Linked DNA regions of Mus musculus: regions 2, 3 and 4 are each linked to region 1. The links are chromatin loops, found by intact Hi-C in ENCODE. Cell type or tissue: left cerebral cortex. All regions are shown on one strand. Each heading gives the region's core, and the rest is flanking DNA. Links, peaks and the distances in the headings are about the cores only. Region 1 has its middle 9.7 kb from the start of Gm52879. Region 2 holds the start of Tspan9 (tetraspanin 9). Region 3 has its middle 38 kb from the start of 9330102E08Rik. Region 4 overlaps Tspan9 (tetraspanin 9).

Evidence for each region. A loop is a pair of places that touch in the nucleus more often than their neighbours do. Peaks named below come from ENCODE experiments on the same cell type or tissue, not always from the same donor. Only the 100,000 strongest peaks of a DNase experiment are listed, where the experiment ranks them.
Region 2: it touches region 1 in a loop (6-fold over the local background); 17 of 42 quality-filtered maps call a loop at or near these places.
Region 3: it touches region 1 in a loop (7-fold over the local background); 16 of 42 quality-filtered maps call a loop at or near these places.
Region 4: it touches region 1 in a loop (8-fold over the local background); 24 of 42 quality-filtered maps call a loop at or near these places.

Annotation. Positions count from the first base shown.
Region 1 is chr6:128,089,088-128,094,591 of GRCm38, forward strand. It overlaps a transcript of Tspan9 not described here. Among named protein-coding and RNA genes, the nearest start is that of Gm52879, 9.7 kb to the right of the region's middle. In left cerebral cortex, for the core only: CTCF peaks have their summits at 2,619 (motif pointing left) and 2,824; DNase peaks (open chromatin) are centred at 886 and 2,562; H3K27ac peaks cover 760 bases.
Region 2 is chr6:128,029,566-128,035,069 of GRCm38, forward strand. Tspan9 (tetraspanin 9) reads right to left here and starts at 5,497. Exons shown (of 7, transcript NM_001379136.1): 1 at 4,601-5,497. The coding sequence starts at 4,936. In left cerebral cortex, for the core only: CTCF peaks have their summits at 2,875 and 5,066; DNase peaks (open chromatin) are centred at 2,981, 3,825, 4,475 and 5,194; H3K4me3 peaks cover 1,570 bases; H3K27ac peaks cover 823 bases.
Region 3 is chr6:128,143,026-128,148,529 of GRCm38, forward strand. It overlaps a transcript of Tspan9 not described here. Among named protein-coding and RNA genes, the nearest start is that of 9330102E08Rik, 38 kb to the right of the region's middle. In left cerebral cortex, for the core only: CTCF peaks have their summits at 920 (motif pointing left) and 2,936; DNase peaks (open chromatin) are centred at 557, 815 and 2,938; H3K4me3 peaks cover 1,146 bases; H3K27ac peaks cover 790 bases.
Region 4 is chr6:127,967,385-127,972,888 of GRCm38, forward strand. The region is part of intron 1 of Tspan9 (tetraspanin 9); the gene reads right to left. Among named protein-coding and RNA genes, the nearest start is that of Gm15870, 25 kb to the left of the region's middle. In left cerebral cortex, for the core only: a CTCF peak has its summit at 2,920 (motif pointing right); a DNase peak (open chromatin) is centred at 2,934.

The DNA of each region.
Region 1 (5,504 bases), core at 37-5,036:
CAGGGCAGTGGCCAGGACCTACCCACCTATGGTGCTGGTGACTCAGAGCCATCAGCCAGGGTGAGACATGGGGAGCAGGGTAGGAGAAAGGGAGGCAAAGAGAAGAAGGAACAGAGGGGAGAGGCCAGGAGGAGGTCTGCTGGCTACAACAGAGGTAGAGGGCTTCTTCCCACTCAGGGATCCCGGACGTGGTCAGGAAGAACCAGCTAGAGACCTGCTCACTCTTAGCCAAGCCCTAGGCTCCATCGCCTCCTGAGCACAGAGGGTGTGGATCTCCGGGGCCTCTTGCAGCACTAGACCCTGGAACAAGAGCCAATCCGATACAATCACAATACCAAAGCCAGAAGCCAGAGAACCAGCAAGAACTACCCTTCACCACCAACACAGGATAAACGAAGGACCGAGAGGCCTGGAGAGGTCAAGCGCTATCCTGAAAGTCACACAGCCAGTGAGCAGTACAGTCAGGACCCAGATACCTAAAGTTGGGCTCAGAGACCCAAACTCCCCTCCTCACCAGCCCAGCACAGCCCAGCTCAGCTAAGGGAAGAAAGCTGCCCACTTCAAGAACATCTATGAGGCTGGGAAAAAAAGGGGGTAGGAAGCCAACCCCACTAAGGAAATGCATGCAAAACTCCCTCTGACAAGTAGTGGAATTATTTCCATTGGAAAAAAAATTAATGAAAAACCCTCCCTTACCAGACCCCAGGGGTATTTGGCTGTAAGCTGATGTAATAGGGAGAAAAGAAGCCAAGGGGAAGGAACCCCCCCCCCTACACACACACACACACACACACACACACACACCAGCACGCCTTCTGCCAGAAGCACAACAGGGAAGCTGCAGCTGGAGTTGGGGGGACACAAGCCAAGCAGGATGTTGGAGGCTTGGAAGGAGGCCTAACGCAGCCAAGCTGGCTGGCTGGCTGGCTGGGAGGGAGGGAAGCAGAAGCCTTTGAAATGGGAGCACATGGCGGTACTCCGCTGAGCCCCACATGCAGGTAGGCCCTGGGTGGACACAGACACCAGCACAAAGCCTGTGGAGGGCAGTGGAAGGTGTCTGTGACAAAGCCGGCTGCAGGCAGAGCCGAGAAGCAAAAAGAAGGGGCTGGGAGCCAGGACATCAGGAGGTCAGGACATAACCTGGGATTCGAAGGTGTATACTGGTAGGGAAAAGGACTGTACAAGGACCTCCTTACTGAGCCTGTCACACAGATGGAGGACCGCTGATAAAGTAGGCACGCCTACACAAGGACCTAGGACCCCCACCCCAGCCTGGAACCTCAAAAATACCCAGCAGAGGGCACTGACATGAAGTCATGCCACCATTGCCCCCATCGTGGACAGTGCTTCCACACGGGGAGGCCACCTAGAATGGGGTCCCAGAGAGAGCAACTACCATGGGTAGGGTCTGGGCAGCAACACTAGCTCGATAGGCCAGTTAGAAGTGCAAGGCACACCACCAAACACTCTCATCCCCTACCAGATGCCTACATAGCATCACTAACCAGCGGAAGGCTCTGGCAGCTGGGGCCACCTGGTATCTCCATAGAACAACTAGGGTCCCATCCCTGGCTATGTTTGGGGTACAGACTAATAGGGTACTTAGAGGTAGTAGGTGGGGGTGGTGACAGATCGTGTCCCCATTTCTGGCATCCTGGGAGAATTTCTCTTTCACCCACTAACCCCGCCACGTGCAAAGCTGATCATTACAGGAAGAATAAAAAATGTCCCAGCCTCCGGATCAATGGCCAGTTCAGCGTTTTATCTTGGAAACGTTGAAAATACCCTTGACCTCTCTGAGACTCCAGTTCACGCCATGGGTCTCAAGAGGACAGCCCAGTCCTTGACACAAAACTGTAGGAAAGACATATGAGCCCTGACGCCAGACAAAAACTGCAGACCCAGAAACAACACTCAGAGCACTGAAGACTGAACCTGAAATGGGGTGTGGCTTGGCATCCTGTGGGACTACCCTGCAGAGATCTAAGGCTACACGTGGCTATGACCAGCTGTGGGATGGGGGACTACACCCAGGGGTTGCTGGGAGTAGATGGGCCATGAAATCGGCAGACTCCGCCCACTTCTGGACTCAAGCTGAGCTTCCAGGGAGTTTGCTAGTGCTGTATGTCCCTGCTGCAGGAAAGCTCTGTCCTTGATCTTACAGCACTGCTCTTCCCAGGCTAGTCCTGCCCTAGGCATGACCCCTCCCTCCATGTCTGGCACCAACCACACAGGCTGCCAAGCTGAGGTGGAGGTGGGCAGTCTCAGTTTCCTCAGAGCCCAGTTCTCTGCTTCTGGGCCCCACACAGCCCTGCAACGCACAGCTAGAGTGTAGTCTACAGCAGGAACACCCTACAAAGGGTGTTTGGCCACAGGTAGGGTGCTGAAAGGCCACCTCCAAGCCTGTGACAGTGTCCTGAGACAGCCACTTCTCAAAAGTAGACTGATGCGGCTTCATCTCACTCAGCCTTGCCTCAGAACCATCTAAGAACCTGTGACAAATGTGATTTGAGACTGAGGCAGAGGGCCACATGGCCAGGAAAGCTAGACTGAGTAAAACAACCTGCTGGAAAAAACCAACAGGTTTCCTGCTGCCATCTAGTGGCCAGCACATGGAAGAGCAGGCACCACAACAAGGCCACCAAGAAGTCTCAGGGGCTATATCCCCCTCCCCAACAAGTCCAGACTGAGACTAGGTGACCACAAGTAGAACCCACACAGGAGTCGTGAGTGCCAGATAAAAAAAAAAGTGCAACACCCTCACAAAACAGAAGACCTGCCAGATGTCCATCCAAGGGCTTAGGAGAAAGGGCAGAAAGGCTGGAATGGCGATTGGCCTGAATCGGCAGGCAGCAAAGCATGATGTCAGTCCTGACCATGCCTACTGTCCTGGGTGGCCTTTCCTCCTCTCCTCCTCTGGTTCCTTTCAGCTGTTCTTCCTGTCACTTGCCACAGCCAGGGGCCCCCAGGCTGCGCACTTGTCTTCATGCAGCCCCTCCTTCCCCCATCTGTGCCAGCATCACTGTCTCTTCCATGTCACACACCACCTCCCTCATCCTTCCGCCCTGGGCACCAGTCACTGGCTCACCCATCCATCTTCTCTACTTCTTCGTGTTCACTAGCGGTCGCCCTCCTGTTAGGCAGCTGGCCTCATAGTTCGGCCTACACCTCAGAGACCCTACTTCCAACCTTGGAAGACTGAGGACTCAAAAGAGCTCTAGCTGCTACTGTCCCAAGGCCTCCTTCCTTCTTGTCTTATAGAAGGCCATCTAGCTTCCAGTTTGCTTGTGGGCCTTGAAACCTGAGCGACTGTCAACTCTAAAGCAGCTATCCTGAGAGAAACAGTGGGCCCTCCGGAACCCTGGGCTGTATTGCCCATCCAAGAGGCAAGACAGACATAGTGTGATCTGAGCGCATGCTTCGGTTCACCCCTGATGTCTGTCAAATGCCTGGTAAGTTCCTTCCTCCCGAAAACCTTAACATGCCCCCATTGGTACAACAAAGGATCATTACATGGGTCCTTCTGAGGCCAAAATATCTACAAGATTAACCTACACTAAGATGTCAGTAACTGGTAACTTGGTAACTGGGAAGACAGTGTCGGTCTATCACCCATCCACGCCGCAGAAGCAGCACGCTGGACATGTAAGTGAGGGTGAGGCTATTTTTAACACTGTGACTTGTTTAGCTCTGGGTTAGCCACAGCATGGGGGATGGAGACTCAAGGTCAATACTGGCTCGCACAAAAAGGAAAGCACTTGCCTGGAGCTTGACCTCCAACAAGGTCAGGGTGGCCAACCTCATGTGACACCTTTTGGGAGTAGCTCCAAGGATCACCTCTCACAATGGCAGAGTTAATGCCATTGGTAGCTGAGGAAACTACAACCCAGGACAGTTCTATACTGCAGAGCCAGTGAACTGACCAGGGTGGCTGGCCAGTGGCACTCTTCTATCATGATAGATACTCAGCAGGTAGCCTTCAGTTCTGCCTCCTCTCCTCTCCCCTCCTCTCCAGCAAGTTATTCTCACGAAGCTACCCCCCAACCACATACTCTCAAGTGGCCTTTTTGGCACTGAGATGAGAGATGAAGATCCCCAATCCATACCAAGTTTCCCGTGTGACCTCCCACAGAAGGGCGCTATGATTGGAGACTACACGGGGAATGGAGGCTCTCCAATCTGGCCCGGGTGCTAGCAAATCTTTCACAGCAGGGAATTTTTCCTGTAACAGCCACGTGGCTTTTTAAGTAAATTGAGTACCGGGTGTCACTGCCTCAACCCTACCCTGGTGGAAGGGGCCTGTTGAGGCAGCTAGGTCTGAAGAAGGGGGGTGGGGACAGGCCTCAGAGGAAGAGAGCATGGTGGGTAGAGTCTCTGTCATCGGCAGATGGTGAAGGGGCTTCGGAATAAACCCTCAGAGCCCCAAAATACCTCTTCCATCTGCGTACTCCTGCCAAGAATTCCTCCATGGGGAGGGGGTCAGCTTTGATTCTATGGTCAAAAATAGGCCTGAAACCATAAACCTGTGGACTGGGGCGGGGGGACCCACCATGTACACAGAGTGACAGGAAGGGGTGAGGGGATAGTGAGGTGGTTTAGGAAACTCAGAGGAAACAGCTGCTGGCTCTGGAAGCACATGTGGCTCTGCCTGGGCCTCTCAGGACAATCCTACAGGGGGACAGGGGCATTCAGGCTGGAGCTAGTAATTACCTAGTGGATCTATCACTGCCCTGTGCCAGCATCCAGGGTCCTCATGAGAACCTGTGTGGAAGGAGTAACCGCCAAACGGGACAAGGCTAAGAGCCTACAGCCAGTGGGATGAAGAAGACCCTGAAGAGTGGCTGAGGGGGCAGTAGAGGACCAGCCCCCAGTCAGAAGAACCCAACAAAGGGGCCAGAAGGGTCAAAGAAGCATTCCCAGTGGCCAAAAGTGGGATACCCAACTTGGGCTGCCGGCCCAGGCTCGCTGGAGACCCGCCCAGGGGCTGGGAGCTAGTCTGGAGAGGTGTGCGTGGACTGGGAAGCGACACGGAACTGGGTCAAGAGAAAAGGAGAATACTAAAACCACAGGAGACCGCTCCGAGTCATTAATCATCAGGGAAATAGAATCGGCCATAGTGAAAGGCTGCCTCACACCTAGGGCAGCCTTAATGGAAAAGAAAAAGAAGAAATCGACAGTAACAAGTGCTGGCAAGGATGTGGAGAAACTGGAACCCTCCCACATGGCTGGTGGGAGCCAGGGTGATACAGCCATTGTACAAACAGCCTGCCTACCTCTTGCTGTGCAGAGCTCAGAGTTTCCATATAATCCATCCCTTTCCCCATCTGGGTACACACCCCCACAGAATCAAAGTCAGGTGCCCACTCGCACACTGGTACAGGAATGTGCTCAGCAGCTCTCCCTATACAAGTCTTGGGAAAGGAGAACAAGCCAGATGTCCATCGGCAGATGAATCTATCAACGTAATGCTGCACATGCATATGAGGGAATATTACTCAGCCATA
Region 2 (5,504 bases), core at 197-5,196, 59 kb before region 1:
AACTGATCTGCCTTAGCCTTACCAACTGGAGGCTCCTGTGCATGGATCGGGCATTCAGCAAATAGTTGTGGAGTGAGTGAATGGACCCAACTGGGACCCAATACCCTACTAAGCCATAGAAAGCCTGCTGCCAAGTTCAGCCAAGGGCAGCCAAGCCCAGGAGGTAAGAGCAGCCAGAGTGTTACTCGGAGGTAGAGGCCGGCTGGTGTTTGCTAGGTTTGCTGGGGCCAGGCCTGGCTGGGCTGGGTAGGACTGGGGCTTCCAGAGCTCTTACTATTTCAACTGGGGATTTTTCTAACTCTCCCCTCCTCCTCCTCCTCCTCCTCCTTGGGCCTTCCTGATTGACAGCAATTGCTGGCTCTGACATGATTTAAAAATAGATATTAAGACCAGGAAGTTTAATTTTTAATGCTTTGGAAATGAACACAGGGCTGGCATTCCTTCACAGCCAGGTTCCAAGGGTCTCTCAGCGTATCTGCCAGGTGCTTCATCAGCAAGATGACCTCAGCAGCCAGACCTGACCCCACCCCATATCCAAAGATCTGCTTGTAAGCAGCCTCCTGGGGAACCATCCCTCACTTCCAGCACTATGGGAAATCCCTAACCGTGTCCCCCACCCCGTGCTGCCTGCTTCGCCTGCATCTCCTGCATGGAGAGATGAGCTGAGGCCAAGGCCCAACCTGACTGCCTTCTAGAATCCCTCAAGCCAAAAGGTACCCCACAGATTCGCTATAGCACTATAGGTTTCCTTAATTCACCGTACACAGATCTTAGTCTAGAGCCCACAAAGGCACTTATGGTGTGGCCATGCTGATATGGACCATGTGTGGCTAAGGTAGTGGAGAGGCCTGCCCTGGCCACCTACGCCCAAAGACAGAAAACAAGAGGAGCCTGACATTCAGGAAGATTCACCAGGAAACGCCCCCTGGCACTCAACCTGTGGTAGCTCTATGTCTTCCTTTCCCTTGCTCTAGCAGACACACTCAACACTGTCTCCTCTGCTACTAATTGGCCTTTTTAAAAAGGAGCAATCCACAAGGAATAGGCTTCCAAGGGAGCCAGGGTATCCCTGCTCTGCCAGCCATGACTTAAAGTGATAGGACAGCTCTGCTGGCAAGCAAGAGAAACGACGTATCCAGAGTGGCAGTTAGGGTACCCGTCTGCCCCAGCCCCCTCCATCTCAGACAGAACTGGATTCAACTGGATTCACATTGGGAGGAACTGGGCTGAGATCAGGATTTGCTGGCCAGAGAAAAAGTCATGTGGCTCCGGCACAAAGAGATGCATCTTGTATCCCTACCCCCACCCGCACCCCCACCACCACCATCCCCTTCCCCTTAGCAAAAGCACTCCAGGATATTCACTTAATCTCTGCTTGGAATATTCTTCCAGGCACTCCTGATAGGATCCAGAGGTACATGGGCTGAAAATTGTGTAGACTACAGCCTCCTATTCCTGACCATTAAGAAGCCAAAATTCTCTGTGGCCCTGAGAATCAGGGTGGGGATGGGGTGGGGTGGAAGGGACCGTGAAACAAGGATGGCCACAGATCCCGCTTCATTCTCTCCATCTATGTCAGGCCCCAAGAAAAGCTGCCCTCCTGGGTGCCCCCAGCTCCTCTGGTGCACTGGGCTGCCTACCAGGCTAGAACTGTCTGACTGAAGCCAGCATGCCAGGAACAGACCTGGACCCCCACCAGCAGGCAGGCACCCAGCAGCCCGAGAGGCACCTGCCCCTTTCTTCGTAAGAGGGAGGAGCAAGAACAGCCCAGCTCCACTCAGTCCTGCCCAGAGTGATGTCACCAGACCCTCACCAATGCCACTGCACTCAAAGTTCCACCCAGTGGTGAAGCAGGCAGCCAAGGGGGCTGCAGCGTGAGCCCACCAGAACCACACTGAACCAGGACTCCCCCAGAGGCTCCATCATATAGGAGGTGTGGTACTGTGTCTGGGAGATGACCAGCAGGCTCTGGATCCTGACTAGAGTCAAGTTCAACTCCAGGACTCAGAAAAAGCCTCTCTGGACCACGACAGTAAAATGTGATGGCTACATGCCCTAACTCCTGATCTCAGTAGGCTGAGTTTGACCCCTCCCTCCCTCCACTGTCTTCATTTCCTCCTGTGCTCCCCACTCACTGTGCAACAGAGCATCAGAGTCCTCCCAGGAAGTCCTCCTAGGAACCTTGCACATCCTCCCTACCACACTGTCTCCTCTCCTTCAGCATTTTCACCTGCTCCACCCTACATCAAGCTGAGAAGCACCTGCCTGGAGAAGGTCCTCACCTGAGTCCAGCATGAGGACTCACCATCCCCACATCCCTCCAATTCCCAGAAAGCACTGGCAAGTACATGGGGAACCATTCCTCTTCTGCTAGATTCCCCATCCTTCCTAAGATCCGCACCTCACTTCTGCATCTCATGTGGTAGTGGCATTTAAGAAATGTGTCTTTGAAACTCAACTTGCCCTAGTTTGTGATTTGTCATCAGAATTCTGAAAATATTAATTAGGGTGTCGGGGAGTGGGATAGTGCATCTCTCTTCTCTTCCAGGGGAGTTCTAATTAGGAGCAGGTAGTAAGATCTTTAACTTCTAACCTCACACTGGAAAGGGCATGTGTGTCAACAAAGTGCTGCCATGTTTGTAGAAAAGATAAAATCACTCCTCACACCAGGGCTTGAGGTGCTAGAAGGCCCTTATTATCAGCAGCTTTGCTATCTAACTTCTCTTCCCCATTACGTGGGACCTGGGGATCCTGACCAAGTAACACCACACTGTGATTCACTCCATTTGGTTGATTATAAACATATTACAGGTCCCCTGCCCCAAACCAAGCTAGAATCATTCAGAAGGCACCACAAGCAGTTATACCAACTTCAGCCAGCAGGCGGCGAGATGAGAATGGCCAGGAGCCCAGGCTGCTGGGCGAGTCACTGGTCAAAAGGCTCTAAATATCTACGCCCACAGAGTCTTCATATAATTAATATATGTGCAGTGGGGCAAACCAAAAAGGTAGAATGAAACTATGAAAGAGGAAAGAGAAGGTTGGAGCAGACAGCAAACATGACAGCACTGGTGTCGACCGAGACACCAGGGAAACGCACACAAGTACTTGGCAGATACAGATCCTGGCAAAGGAATGGAGAGAGCATAAGGCACTGGCTACAAGACGGTGACAGAGTAATTCTTAACATTCCAATGGTTCTCGTCACCAGAGAATCAGAGTCTCTGACCCAGCTTTCCTACAACTCCAACCACGTGACAGGTAACCCTAATCATCACAGTGCCCCTCCCCCTCCCCACCCCCACTATCCCATCCGGGAGTATGGAAACACCCACTTCATCTCAGACCCGTCTCATAGGGGAAGAAACCATGCACTCAGGTGCCTCCTTGACCCCCAGGCTATCACAGAGCTAAGGCAGTAAGGGCCGTGAAGACCATCCATCCTAACAGCCTGGATGGAGAAGAAGCCCCAATCTTAAGGGGCGCATGAGTCACTCAAGGTCACACAAAACTCTAACAAAGAACAGAAGGCAGAGGAGACTCACACTTCTTCCTTCGAAGCCTAGAGCTTCCTTCCCCTTCTCCAGAAAAGTGGCCCCCTCCACATACACCCCCCCAAAGTTTTTCTTAAAAGTGGATCACTCCACAGGAGATGCACACTACTGCCATGCAGCCTCGCTGAGATGTCTTTCTCCTGCCCCCAGGCTCCTCCTGGACCATGCTTGGCAGCTGACGGCCTCCAGCCAGTGGCAGGACGGAGCCTGGGGATGAGCCAAACATCTGTGCTGAGTAGTCTGAGCTCTGGTGAAGAAAGACGGAGGCAGGCAGTAGTGAGGACGAAAGAAGCAGAGATGAATTAAGTTTTCATCCAGTTTGTGTAACTCGTAAGTACTTGTGCACACAGTCACCAGCGTCACACATGAGACAGACGATATTCCCAAGCCAGCCCATCCATTGACACTTTCTCTAGAAAAATCATCTCCCTTTGTCCTTTTTGCTCATCCTGGAGGCTCCTGGAGCCTGGGAAAGAGTGGCCTGGCCAAGTGCTGGCTGCCCAGCCCACAGCAATCCCTCAAAAGCAGCAGCCTGTCCCTCATCGTGTATGGCTGCTTCCTCCTCTTCCTGGGAACCATGTAAATGAGCAGGGGACTGTGACCTCCACACCCCCACCCCACCCCCACAATGCTACAGACTGGCCTCCTGCCTCCAGGAGCAATAGAAGAAACTCAGAAACCATCCTCACGGCCCCCCACCAACCCAGGGGCACAGCTGTGCCGTCTGACCCACACCCATGATGCAGGTTCCCTGGTGCAGGTACTTCAGTGTGCCTTTTTTTTGGGAGAAGGAAGCAGTGGCAAACTTTCCAGCTTCCTGGGAGCAGAACGTGTCTCTCCTGGAAGACTGACAAGTTGAAGCCTCCATTCAGCCATGGAGAAGAGGGAAAAGGGAACAGAAAGATGCAGGGAGTGGGAGGGTGCCTTCAATTTTTAAAAGCACTTACCTTTGGGCAGATAAGGTAGAGCGAGGAGGAAGTAGAAGATATTCCTAGGGTGGAAAGCAAGGAGAAGGAGCAACGGAAGACTCAACAGTAAGGACTTACCCAGAATATCAAATTGAAGAGGAACATCGTGTACTTCAAGCAGCAGAGACAGCCCCTGGCCATGTTGCACTTCTTAAATTCTAGGAGGAACACAAAGGACAGGTCCAGGTAAAACACCACGTACTTGCTGCCTTTGGGTGCATTGTACTTGTCAGTCTTAATGCCGGCCTCCGTGCGGCTCTGACCCCGCGAACCCGCGGTGCCGTAGAAGGCGCCAGCCGTGAAGCCGCGGCCGAACGGGCGGCCAGAGGTGGACGGCTTGGCAAAGTCCGAGTCCTTGCTGTCCAAAGATGGACTCCGGTGGATCGAAGAATCCTCGCTACTCGACTTCTCCATGCTCGCCTCGTTCCCGGGGGGCACGAGGGGCGGGGGGCATTGCTCCCAGAGTGGGACGGAGGGGGCACCCCGGTCGGGCACGGGTTCTGAGCAAGCTGGCTGTTGGAGCTTCGCACGCCCCCTCTCTGCACCCGCGAGCAATAGCGGAGCAACCAACTGCCGGGGGTTCACTGCCTCTGGGACGGCGCCCCGCTCCCAGCCTTAGCCCGCTGGCCCGGGAGGGCTCTGCGGCACTGTTATAAGCACGCTTGGGGAGCCGGCTCGCCTGCGTAACTAGGCTTCTTTAGGGAGGCTGCAATTTGACTGCTCTTTCCCGGGCGGCTGCACCACCGACCGGACGCAGCACTCGAGGCGAAAGGGCGCTGGGATCCAAGCTCCGCAGGCACGCCTCTTCCAACCCGGAGCCCCACCACTTTGCGGGCGCTCGGCCTCCCTTGCTCCGCGACTTTGCGGAGCCGCTGCCGGCCCTGGGCTGCCCGGGTGCGCCGCGGGCAGAGAGCCTCGGATCCGCTGCAGCTGCAACCGCTGGGCTTGCCCTGCGAAATTCCAGCCCTGACTCTCGACTCTG
Region 3 (5,504 bases), core at 119-5,118, 54 kb after region 1:
TCTCGGCCAGCAGTAGCCTGAGGAATAGCTGGGGGGTTCAATGGGTCTGTAGACAGGCCCAGACCGTGTCTGCGGCCCTGGGTGAACCGTCTCCAGCCGGTCTACGAGATCCCTGACGGCTCCGGGGGGGATCTCCCTTCCTGTGGCATCTAGGGTCTCCCATCCCTGGGCTGGGGAATAAGGCGGCTGAGGTCCACAGCCCTGCAGCCCCACATTCCTGAGACCTCGCTGACCCTCACCAAGAGCCTGGGGGGCGCGGTGACAAGCCCCTCACGTCCCGGCCCCTTCCCGCCCCTCCTCTGTCACCCCTCCCTCGACCCACCCTCCTACCTCCCCCACCCCGGGGAGTTCCGCCTCCCCGGGCGCCCCCAGACTCCCACCCTGCTAGGAATCCGATCGAGGCCGGGCCCCGCCTGCGCCGCGCTGAACCCCAGCAACTTCGCGCGCCCCGGAGCCCCGAGTCGCCAGCCCGCCCGGGCCGCACTCACCGCGCTTGGACTCGGTGTGGCGCCCCGGCTCCGCTCCCTCCCGCACCGCGGCGGCCAGCGGAAACGGGGGGCGGGGCCGGCAGGCGGAGGGGGTGGGGCCTCACCGGGCGGCGGGGCGGGGGTCTGGCTGCACGGGGGCGGGACCAGTAAGGGGCGGGGTGGGAGGGGCGGACAGAATGGGGACCAGGCGTCCGAGCTGTGGGAGGACCCGGCTGCCAGAGGCAAAGCAAAGACGATTGAAAGAGGCGAAGGCCTCAGGGGAGCCCCCTCCACAATGGCCATGTGTCCCGCGTAAGCACTGGAGGGAGTACGGTGCTGTTTTCCTCTCGGGGTTCTAGGAACCTCCCTCTGCACCCCGATTCCCTGTTCTCCTGTTCTCCCAAGGTGGCACTACTGCGCCAGTCGCCTGCGACTATCTGACGGCCCCGCCCCCTCCTGGGGCTGGACCGAGGGAGGGCAGGGCCTGAAAGGTGGAACTCGTGGGCTGGGCACTCACACAAGCTACCCCAAGGCTGCCGAACCAGGGTCTCAGCTTTCCGGCTCGTGTCCGTCTTCGGGCCTCACCATCCTCACCCCGCACCTAAGAAATACTTGCCTGGTATTTCGGGAGGACTATTTGAGATGTTGACCACGCGGGTGTGAGTTAGATAACTGCCCTAAGATACCCTGTTGGAGGAGCGGCTACCTCCACTTGAGCTAGAGACTCCAAGGGTTAGCGAAGGACACTCGAGGGAGGGACCGAGCGGAAGCAGGAGATTCATCTCTGGCCTACCTTCCTGCAGGCATAGATTCATATAAACACCTCATCTAAACTTGTTTCTGAAGTGGACCCTAAAACTCTCGCCTCTCTGTTCGTATTGTCATAGAAAGTTTTCTGTTCTCATAAGTGCACTGAAATCTCAGCAGAAGAAGAATGTTTTGAGACAGATCTCACCGTGTAGCTCTGGCTGGCCTGAAACTCACTATGTAGACCAGGCTAGCCAGGACCTCACTGAGTGGATCACCCATGCTGACCTCCAATTCACAGAGCTCTTTCTGCCTTTGCTTCCTTCCTAGGTGCAAGGATTAAAGACATCCCACCATGCCCAGTGGAAGACAACTTTTTCTTTCTTTGCTTTGCTTTGATAGTCGCTGGCTATGTTGCTCAAATGGCCTCCTGAGGGGCTGGGACTGTGAGCACAGGCCACCAAATCCAGCTTGAGATAAAGTGTTTAAATCGCAAGGCTCACCCCTGTATTCTCCAGCTACCTGGCTGTTTCCACTTCTCTCCTGGGTTACCTCACATGGTCTTGCTTGTTTCTGTTAGACTTAACCCATAATCCAGCCCCTAGAACTCTCATTTCCCACAGAGAGAAATGGTCTCCTCTCTTCCTTCAGAGTCTCATTCACACCCAATCCCTGGGATGAAATCTTGCCAGGGTGACCCCCACCGGCAGCACTACGAGGGATCAGCTCTGCCTACTTTGCAGTTGAGGGGGTACAGAGAAGAGGCCTGGTGATGGAATCAGACAAAGCAGCCTGCTAAGGTGCAAACTCCCAGATTCAGAGCCACATGTGTCTGATCCTGCCTGCCTCTTCTAGGCCGTGGGCTCTAGGCCATGGGCTCCTCACACCAATAGCACCCCTCCAAGTTTAGGACATGTGAGGATTGTCTAAGATAATGAAAATGGATTGGGTGAATGCTAATTCCACCCCTACACACACACACACACACCTCACTTGAAAGGAACATGAGCAGATCTGACATCTTGGAATTACGAGAACCTTGAGATATCTCTCCTCAGTCGTAAGCCAGGTAGCCCAACTCACTTTGACACAGCCAGGCACAGAGAGAGCTGGGAGCCTGTAGAGCTCATAGCTTCAGGAAAATGCTATTGGAAACGCTGAAGGAAAAGGAATTAATTATTCAGCACAAAGAAGCAAAGTGACCTATGAGCTGTGTGGTAAGCATGCTGTGATTGTGTCCACTGAAGGGAAAACGCAAATAAACCTTACAGTGAAGCTTTTGGAGAAAGAACTCCAAAACCCATGGGTACCAGGCTTCTGAAGAATTCCACTATGTTTCAGAAACAGTGAAGGATAACTGTATATTGAGCTAGATACACATACAGGAAGTTCATCCAAGTTCTGGGGGCACATTACATCCACTGCTCTTGCCCTGGCATGGCTTTTAATAATTCTGCTTTTGCTCTCAGGATACCCTAATTTGCACAATAAATTATATGCCACTTTAACTATGACCACAGGCGATACTCGGAACAGCTCCTCCCAGCCCCGAATGCCAATGATATTTCTGGCTTTTCTGGGTCTCCCAGAGTTTCGTAAGATAGAAAGTTGGTTTATCCCCTTAAAATTACCATACCAAATCAAAAATGATAATAAGCAAAAAGTACATTTGCAGCCAGCCGCCCCAAGTCAAGGGACAGTGGCTGATGGATGGTGCCACCTCATGGGAAGAATTGGTCCTGCAAGGACACTGAGTTTCCTGTAGACTGTGACAGCTAACATCTACCAAGAGCTTGTGTGCCACCACTGTCTCCACAACAACCTCTACCATCCCATCATTCTATAGAAAGGGAGATTGAGCCTCAGAAAGCCAGGGAATTCCTCTCAGGCCATTCAAACGGCAACAAAGACTAAGCGAGGAGGCCGGGGAGGTGACTTAATTGATAAAATGTTTTACTAAGTATGAGGACCTGAACGTAATACGTCCGTTGGTAATCCCCCAGTAAGGAGCTCTGACAGGAGGATAGTGGGGACTCACTAGACAGTGGGGCAAACTCCAGACCCTAACTCAACAAAGAAGATGGAAAAGAATAGGAAAAGACACCACACTGACCTGGGGGGTGGGGCGGGGGGAGAGGATGATGATGATGATGATGATGATGATGATGGAGGAGGAGTAACAAGTCTTTGTTTTAGGTGTTACTGGTGTTGGCTGGGAAATGTAGCTCTGAGTAGACCACATGCTTCGCATGCACCAAGGCCTTTGATTCAGTCCCCAATACAAACAAACAAATAACTTTGCTCTTTAATCGCTGAATCTGGCAACTGTGCCCATTTCATTGATCATAGATAAAACAATTGCAAAACATTCATTAGCAGGCAGTTGGAGCTGCATAGCAACTCCCTCTCTCACAAACAAAAGCAAATGAACAGAGAACAAAATAAAACATGCACTGAATCAAAGACTGGCAAACATAAAGGCCCAGAGAGTAAATACTTCTGGCTCTGTAGGTATACATTCTCTGTCCCACTCATGCAGAACAAATTGTACAAAAACCATAACTGTACAAAAATAAATGAACATGACTGTGTCCCAATAAAACTTTATTTACAAAAACAGGAACTGAACTTCAGTCTGCCAACTCCACCTCCAACTAGTGTCTTTTTCATATTGGGGTGTGCCAACTCCTGCCTAGCCTCAGATGTATTGTGGGAGTGGGGAATGTAAAACACAGAAAAAGATTAATCATTGAGCATAATGACTACCAGTAATCCTATCAGCATGTATATACATGTATGCGACGATCAGCAATTCTATCAGCATGTATATGCATGTATGTGACCAAAAATGGGCCCGCACCCACAGAAGGAGTGCCTCTCAAGTAGAGACAGGTTTAGGGTGAGTTTTATAAGGTCTTGATTAGACCTGCCTGAAGAAAAGCAGATTCTGTGTCTGGGTCAGCATGGACTGTGTAAAGAGAGAAAGGCATTCCTCAAACCACAACAGGAATCCCAGAAGTCAAGGAAAGCAGAGCTCCCCTGCAGGAGACCTTCCGGTGAAGCAATGCTGTGGGCATTCCTCTCCTGTGGTGCAGAGCATGAAGAAGCACATGGTAACTATCTGTGAGGGGAGGGGACAGGGGGAGGACATGCATGCGGGCACTCACCAGCAGAGCATGTGGCTAGCAACTGTGAAATCCTAATGGTTGCTTGAAATCAATAAGTACAATAGTGATGGACACATTAGCCATGTTTACCATCAGTTTTCTCATTGAGCAACTATAGAATGTTAGTCTCTGCTCATTGAGGGCAGTGACATAGTTTAAAACTCACACCTCAGATTCTACCCTGGAGAGCACGTATAAAAAGACTGCTCAAAGATGTCCCTCAACAGAGGAGTGGATACAGAAAATGTGGTACATTTACACAATGGAGTACTACTCAGCTATTAAAAACAATGGATTTATGGAATTGTTGGACAAATGGATGTATCTGGAGGATATCATCCTTAGTGAGGTAACCCAACCACAAAAGAAGTCATTAGATATGCACTCACAGATAAGTGGATATTAGCCTAGAAACATAGAACACCCAAGATACAATTTGCAAAACACAAGAAAATCAAGAAGAGAGAAGACCAATGGGTGGATACTTCGTTCCTCTTTAGATTGGGAACAAAACACCCATGAAAGGAGTTACAGAGACAAAGTTTGGAGCTAAGACAAAAGGATGGACTATCCAGAGACTACCCTACCCGGGGAGCCATCCCATAATCATCCACCAAACCCAGACACTATTGCATATGCCAGCAAGATTTTGCTGAAGGGACCCTGTTATAGCTGTCTCATATGAGGCTATGCCAGTGCCTGGCAAATACAGAAGTGGATGCTCACAGTCATCTATAAGATGGAACACAGGACCCCCAATGGAGAAGCTAGAGAAAGCACCCAAGGAGCTGAATGGGGTCTGCAACCCTATATGTAGAAAAACAATATGAACTAACCAGTACCCCCAGAGCTCATATCTCTAGCTGCATTTGTAGCAGAAGATGGCCTAGTCGGCCATCACTGGGAAGAGAGTCCCCTTGGTATTACAAACTTTATATGCCCCAGTACAGGGGAATGCCAGGGCCAAGAAGCAGGAGTGGGTGGGGAGGGGAGCAGGGCAGAGGGAGGGTATAGGGAACTTTCAGGATAGCATTTGAAATGTATATAAAGAAAATATCTAATAAAAATTAATTAATTAATTTAGGAAAAAAAAAAAGACTGGTCAATTCAAATCATGGTGGTG
Region 4 (5,504 bases), core at 431-5,430, 120 kb before region 1:
AAAGCCAGGCGCTGTCACAGACCCAAAGCCTATGACATGCCCCCTTGTCACTGCATGCCTCGGTCTCCCCTACAGTAAATGGGACGAGGCAGCTTCATATACCTCATGAGGTCTCTCTGAAGATCAACTTCAGTGTTCAGTGAGACGAAGGGGGAAACCAGAAAACTACACAAATGTGTGTCAGGTTACTCCTCTGGGCAGAGAGGACCCCATGCTCAGAAGGGAGGCTGGGTCTGGGTATGACTGGTTGGTCTACGGGGGAGAACCCAGGTCACTGGCTCTCAAAGCCAAAACCTCAGTGGGTGTTTCCCACTACCCTGAACAGAAGGGTCACGTAACCCCTGTTTTCTGAAGTCTGGAAAGCAAGTCCATGGGTAAAGGGATAAAAGGTGCTCATGGACTGGCTAAGGGGCAGGACATAGGAGGCCACACTGTCCTCCTGTGTTGGTGGCATCTTCATTGGCATCTTGGTGGGTGCCACCATAGAAACACACCTCTGTGTGTATCTATGCAGCTGTTTCCAGAAAGCCCTTATTGGGTCAGGAAGACCCAGCCTAAATGGGGGCAACGCCATCCCTTGGGTTAATACGCTGAGAAAGGAGTGGAGAGCGAGCGTCTCTGTGTTCCCTAAGGTAGAATGTAAACAGCTCTCTCCAAGCTCCTGCTGCCATACCTTCTCCAGCCCCATGGGCTGTCCCCTCAAACTGTGAACCACAAAAATCCCCAAAAACAAAAACAAAAACTCTCTGGAAGTTGCCTTTGTCAGGTATTTCATCAAAGCAATAAGAATTAACACACCTCACCATCCATAGAACGAGTGGGCCTGTAAACTGACCCTCTCCACCAGCGCCCCCTGAGCTATAACTAAAGCCAGCAGCACTGGCTAGGAGAACACCCCACTCACAGCTGCAAACCTCCCCGCCCGCACGGTTTGATGCTCCATTGAGCTGACACTCTCTGCTCTCCCCACTCCCACCCCAGCTCCTTGGGAGCGTGCTGAGTCTGTGGAGCCAATCCATCAGTCAGCCAATATGTATTGAGTACCGACAACACACAGTGTTCTGTGCCAGAAAAGCTACAGCCACATTAGAGACCTGCCTTCCAGGGGCCTCCATTCCAGCTGAACGGGGGCAATAAAAACGCAGCATCTACCAGGATGCAATGGCTCCAAATAATGGTTGCAAGAGTTTAGAAGAGGCCATCACTATCCTGGTCAGAGTCACCAGTTGGAGGGAGCAATCACCAAAGGATAGGTGGACATGAGGGAGGCCTGAAGTGGAAGAATTTTCCATACAGAGTGAAAAAGTAAGGACTCGAGAGTCACAGGTGTGGGCTTCTCCTCTGCTCTGCCTGCCCTGGCTTTGTGACCTCACACACTCCAGGGTGCAGATCCCTCTCCATGGAGTAATATGATGGCTCTTCTTCTTGGCTGTCAATGTGACCACATCAAAAATTAACTCAAACTCAAGAGGCTGGGTATACCTGTGAGGGATTTTTCTTTACTGAATTATTTGAAGTGGGAAGACCCGCCCTGAATCTAGATCTTTTGAGGTGAAAAGATCCACCTTAGATCTGGGCCACACCTTCTGGTGGCAGCTACATAGCTATATAAGGACATAGAAGAAGTAAGTGCTTGCTCTTTGCTTGCTTGCCCTCGCTATTGCAGGCATGCCTTCACTGCCATTAGAGCTTGTTTCTTCTGGATTCTGGTATATACGAAAAATCAGCTGAGACAGCCAGACTCGTGGACTGAACAACTACTGGATTCTTAGAGGAGATGGCTATTGTTGTAATTGTTGGACCACAGTCTGTAAACGACTCTAATAAATCCTACTTTGGCAGTGGTGGTTCACGTCTTTAATCCCAGCACTTGGGAGGCAGAAGTAGGAGGATCTTGGTGAGTTCAAGACCAGCCAGTCTACAGAGTGAGTTCCAGGACAGCCAGAGCTATGTATAATGAGGACAGCATGGGAGCAGGGAAGAAACATGCACTGCAGGGAATTCTACACTCATTAACCCCCAGGGTGAGGGGAAGGGGCATCGGCTTCTAGGATCTGCATTTCCTTCGCTCATACAGCCTACAGACTCTAACCAGGCACACGGCCATCAAATGCCAGGGCCAGGAGGAAGCAGTGACCAGCCCTGGCCAAAGTCCTGCCTAGACAGAAAGGAGATTCTCATGATCTCACACACATATGACCAATACAGGCACAGATAAATGAAATGATCGAGTGTCCATATAAAGAAGCAAGAATGCTTCCGAAAAGGATACATCAAGTTAAGAGGCCTCAAGTTAGGACCATGCCTGTCCACCAAGGAGGGACAAGCCGCTATGTGACAGCCACAGAATGACCGCAGTGGGATGTGGTAGACAGAAGATAAAAGAGGGATCGCAGCCAGGGGACAGATAGAACAGGACCTTGAAGGTAGTAGGAAGACGTGGGTGTTCTGCCTCAGGGCTGAATGTGACACGAGATAACAGATGCTTCTGACAGGCATCACAGCTGCTATTCCCCAAAGAGGCCACTGAGGACAAGAGGCAGTGAGCACAGAGCACAAGCAGGGACTCCTGCGGTGACTAGGGAAGAGCTGGTGGCCACACATCAGGTGAGTATGCAGGAGCGATGAGACATGGTTCCCATGGGACACAGGCAGTGTTCAGAGTGAGCTGGGTTTGAGGACTGAAGAGAATCCTGATAAATGGGAAAACAGAATGGCCCAGACTACACACACACACAAACACACACACACACACACACTATTTCTAAGACATAGAGCTTTTTGAAGAGCTGACGGGGACCAGAAGCACATAATGGCTTCTGCACCAGAGTGACCTCAATGAGACCATGTTGAGGATCAGAGGGAGACACTATCACCTCAAAACCTTGCAGCAGGAATGGGCGTGCGTGAATGCCTTCTGTGACCACTAGGTGGCGCTCCAGTCTGGTTCAGAAGAGTGTTGGGTTGGCCCGTGATGCCCTAAACTTGCATCCAGCCTGTCACCCAGTCTTTCTTCAATCTGAGCTGCCGTCTCAATTTTTCTTTCATTAATCATACCCTGGAAATTTCATGATTTTGAACCAAAGATTTATGGCTCTATAAATCGGACCCTAGAATGAGTAACTGAATACCCTCCAGGGCAGGTATTCGTTTGGGATGGAGGAGCCTGGCCTGGGGACTCCTGGGGCTGTAAGATGCCCCACCATCCTGCTGCTGATGCTGGCCTCCAGGGCACCTATAGGGCAGAGTCTTCTCCATCCCGCTCATCAGAAACAGGTCTGCTGGGTCCCCTCTATTCTTGGGGAGCTCCTGTGGTGACCCTGAGAATGTCCATGGGAAACTTCAGCAGTTCAGAGCCCCCCCCCCCCCCCCCCGCCCAGGGCCATGTTTCTCCCAATTGGTTCTCTGACTTCACACCCCATGACATTCAACACGGTCTTTAGGCTTTGCAGGCATTGGCTTTGGAGCCTGAATCCCCACACTCAGGTCTCATCTTACTTCCCACCTGAGGTACTGAGGGCTGAGATCCAGGCAGTCCCAGCATAAGAAGGGGAGCCAGACTCCTGGACAGTCTCCTTCCAAAGCCCCCAGATCCATTCCCATCCCCACTGGGCCCCCTTTAGCTCTCTCGGGCAACCTGCTGTGCCACAGGCATGCATAATGTGACCCATGTCCTTGGGGTTGGGGAGCGGAGGTCTCCTGTTGACATAAACGTTCTACTGCGTGACCCAGCCCCACCTGAGGCTCCAGGCAAGAAGAAAACAAAGAGTGGGACTTCGGTTTCCTAGGGAGACCTGAAAGACACTGCCAGGCTGGGATGAAAGCCCACTCTGTAGCTTCAGGTGCTACTCCTTCTCTGTCTGCTACTCCCTAGGAGACCTGCCTGCCAGTAATAGACACCCAGACATCCTGCCCCCAGCCACACTAGACCTGTCTGTCTCTCCTGGACCTGCTTTTCAGTTTACCCTATAGAAAGCTGCTGGAGCCCTTTTTCAAAAGGTCTCCGTCCTCACGTAGGTCTTGTGTAGTTCCCCGAGGCCAGATCCTCTTTAAACTGTGGTTTGGATTGGACCTCTGATCTGTTCACTTCTAACCCAGGCCAAGCCAAGCTTCAGGAATGCTGCCTCTGCCCCCTAGACCCGTGGATCTCAGAGAGGAGAGTTCCTGCTTGCTGGGGACACCTGGAGACACCTCCATTGTCACAACTGAAGTGGGAGAGCAGAGGGAAAATGCTTTTGGCATGTAGAACACAGAGGCCAAGGGACACTGTTGAACAAGCTACAGTGCTCAAAATAAATTACCACAGAGAACTATTTAGCTCCTGATACCAAAGAGGCTGAAAACCCTGTCTTGAGCCCCCCTGCAGGCCAGGTGCCCCTTAATTCCTTAAGAACACTGCTGCTAGGGAGAGCACTCCCATTCTCCCTGGTGCCCCTGAAAAGGATGGTAAGATGGCACAGCCTCTCTGGGAGACTTCAGGCTAGGTCTGGCCAGAGCTCACATCTAGTAGACGGCTGTGGGCAAGAGAGAGGAGGTGACCTCTGACACAGGTTTACTGTGGGGTTGAGGAACAAGGCCTGCCCTGGGCAGTTGGGACATGAAGACAGGAAACCAGCTCTAAATTCTGAATACCGGGGCCAGGGTGAGGCAGGAGGAGGGCAGGAACCACCCCTATTCCCATGGTGGGGACCATTCAGGAAGCATAAGGCCATGGCAGCTCAGCCAAAGCTGGATGCCAGAGAGCTTAGTAGGTGGCATTCGAGAAAATTCCCTTCTAAAACCAGAGGGTTGTCTCAGCCGAGATGACCATAGAACCGGAGACTGGAGAATCTGGGGTGAGGCAGAGTGACTCAGGAGTATCAGGATTCAGCCAGTATAAGCACCAACCAAGTGGGGTCTTCAGTTCCTTCACGTTGTCCAGTCCTGGTTGGAACCTGTCTCTAAGCAAGGGCAAGCTAAGGTGGCTCCTAAGCTAGAAGCTTCCTCTGTTAGCTCACTCAACCAAGGGCCTTTCAAAAGTTTCATTTAGAAACCGACATGCGAACTTGATAAGACAAACCCCTAACCTAATGTCTGCACCCAGCCCATCAAGGCTGGGACGTTGGTCTGCCCTGTTCACGATACGTCTTCGTGGTCGAGAATGGCACCCCAGCCTTGTCCATGCACTGCAGCCATCTGGACCTTGTCCTAGGCCTGCAAAAGGAAAGGTGCAGGCTCCCTAGACGACACGAGTCTATCAGCCTGTCTCAGGCTTCTTCGTCTCCAAGGAACTTACCCAGCACATGCCTAGCAGGTAAACGGAGGCCCCCAAAGTAATGTGGACAGGCCAAGCTAGCCCTGCAACCAAACTCCCCTCACTGCTAGCCACATACTAACCGCCCACATCTCATCTTCAGGTTGGCTATACTGACTGACTGGTCAAGTTAACGCATATTTCTGCCCCCAGGTAGGACATCCACACAGGCACCCATTTCTCCAGGGCCACGGCTGCTCCAAATTCACCC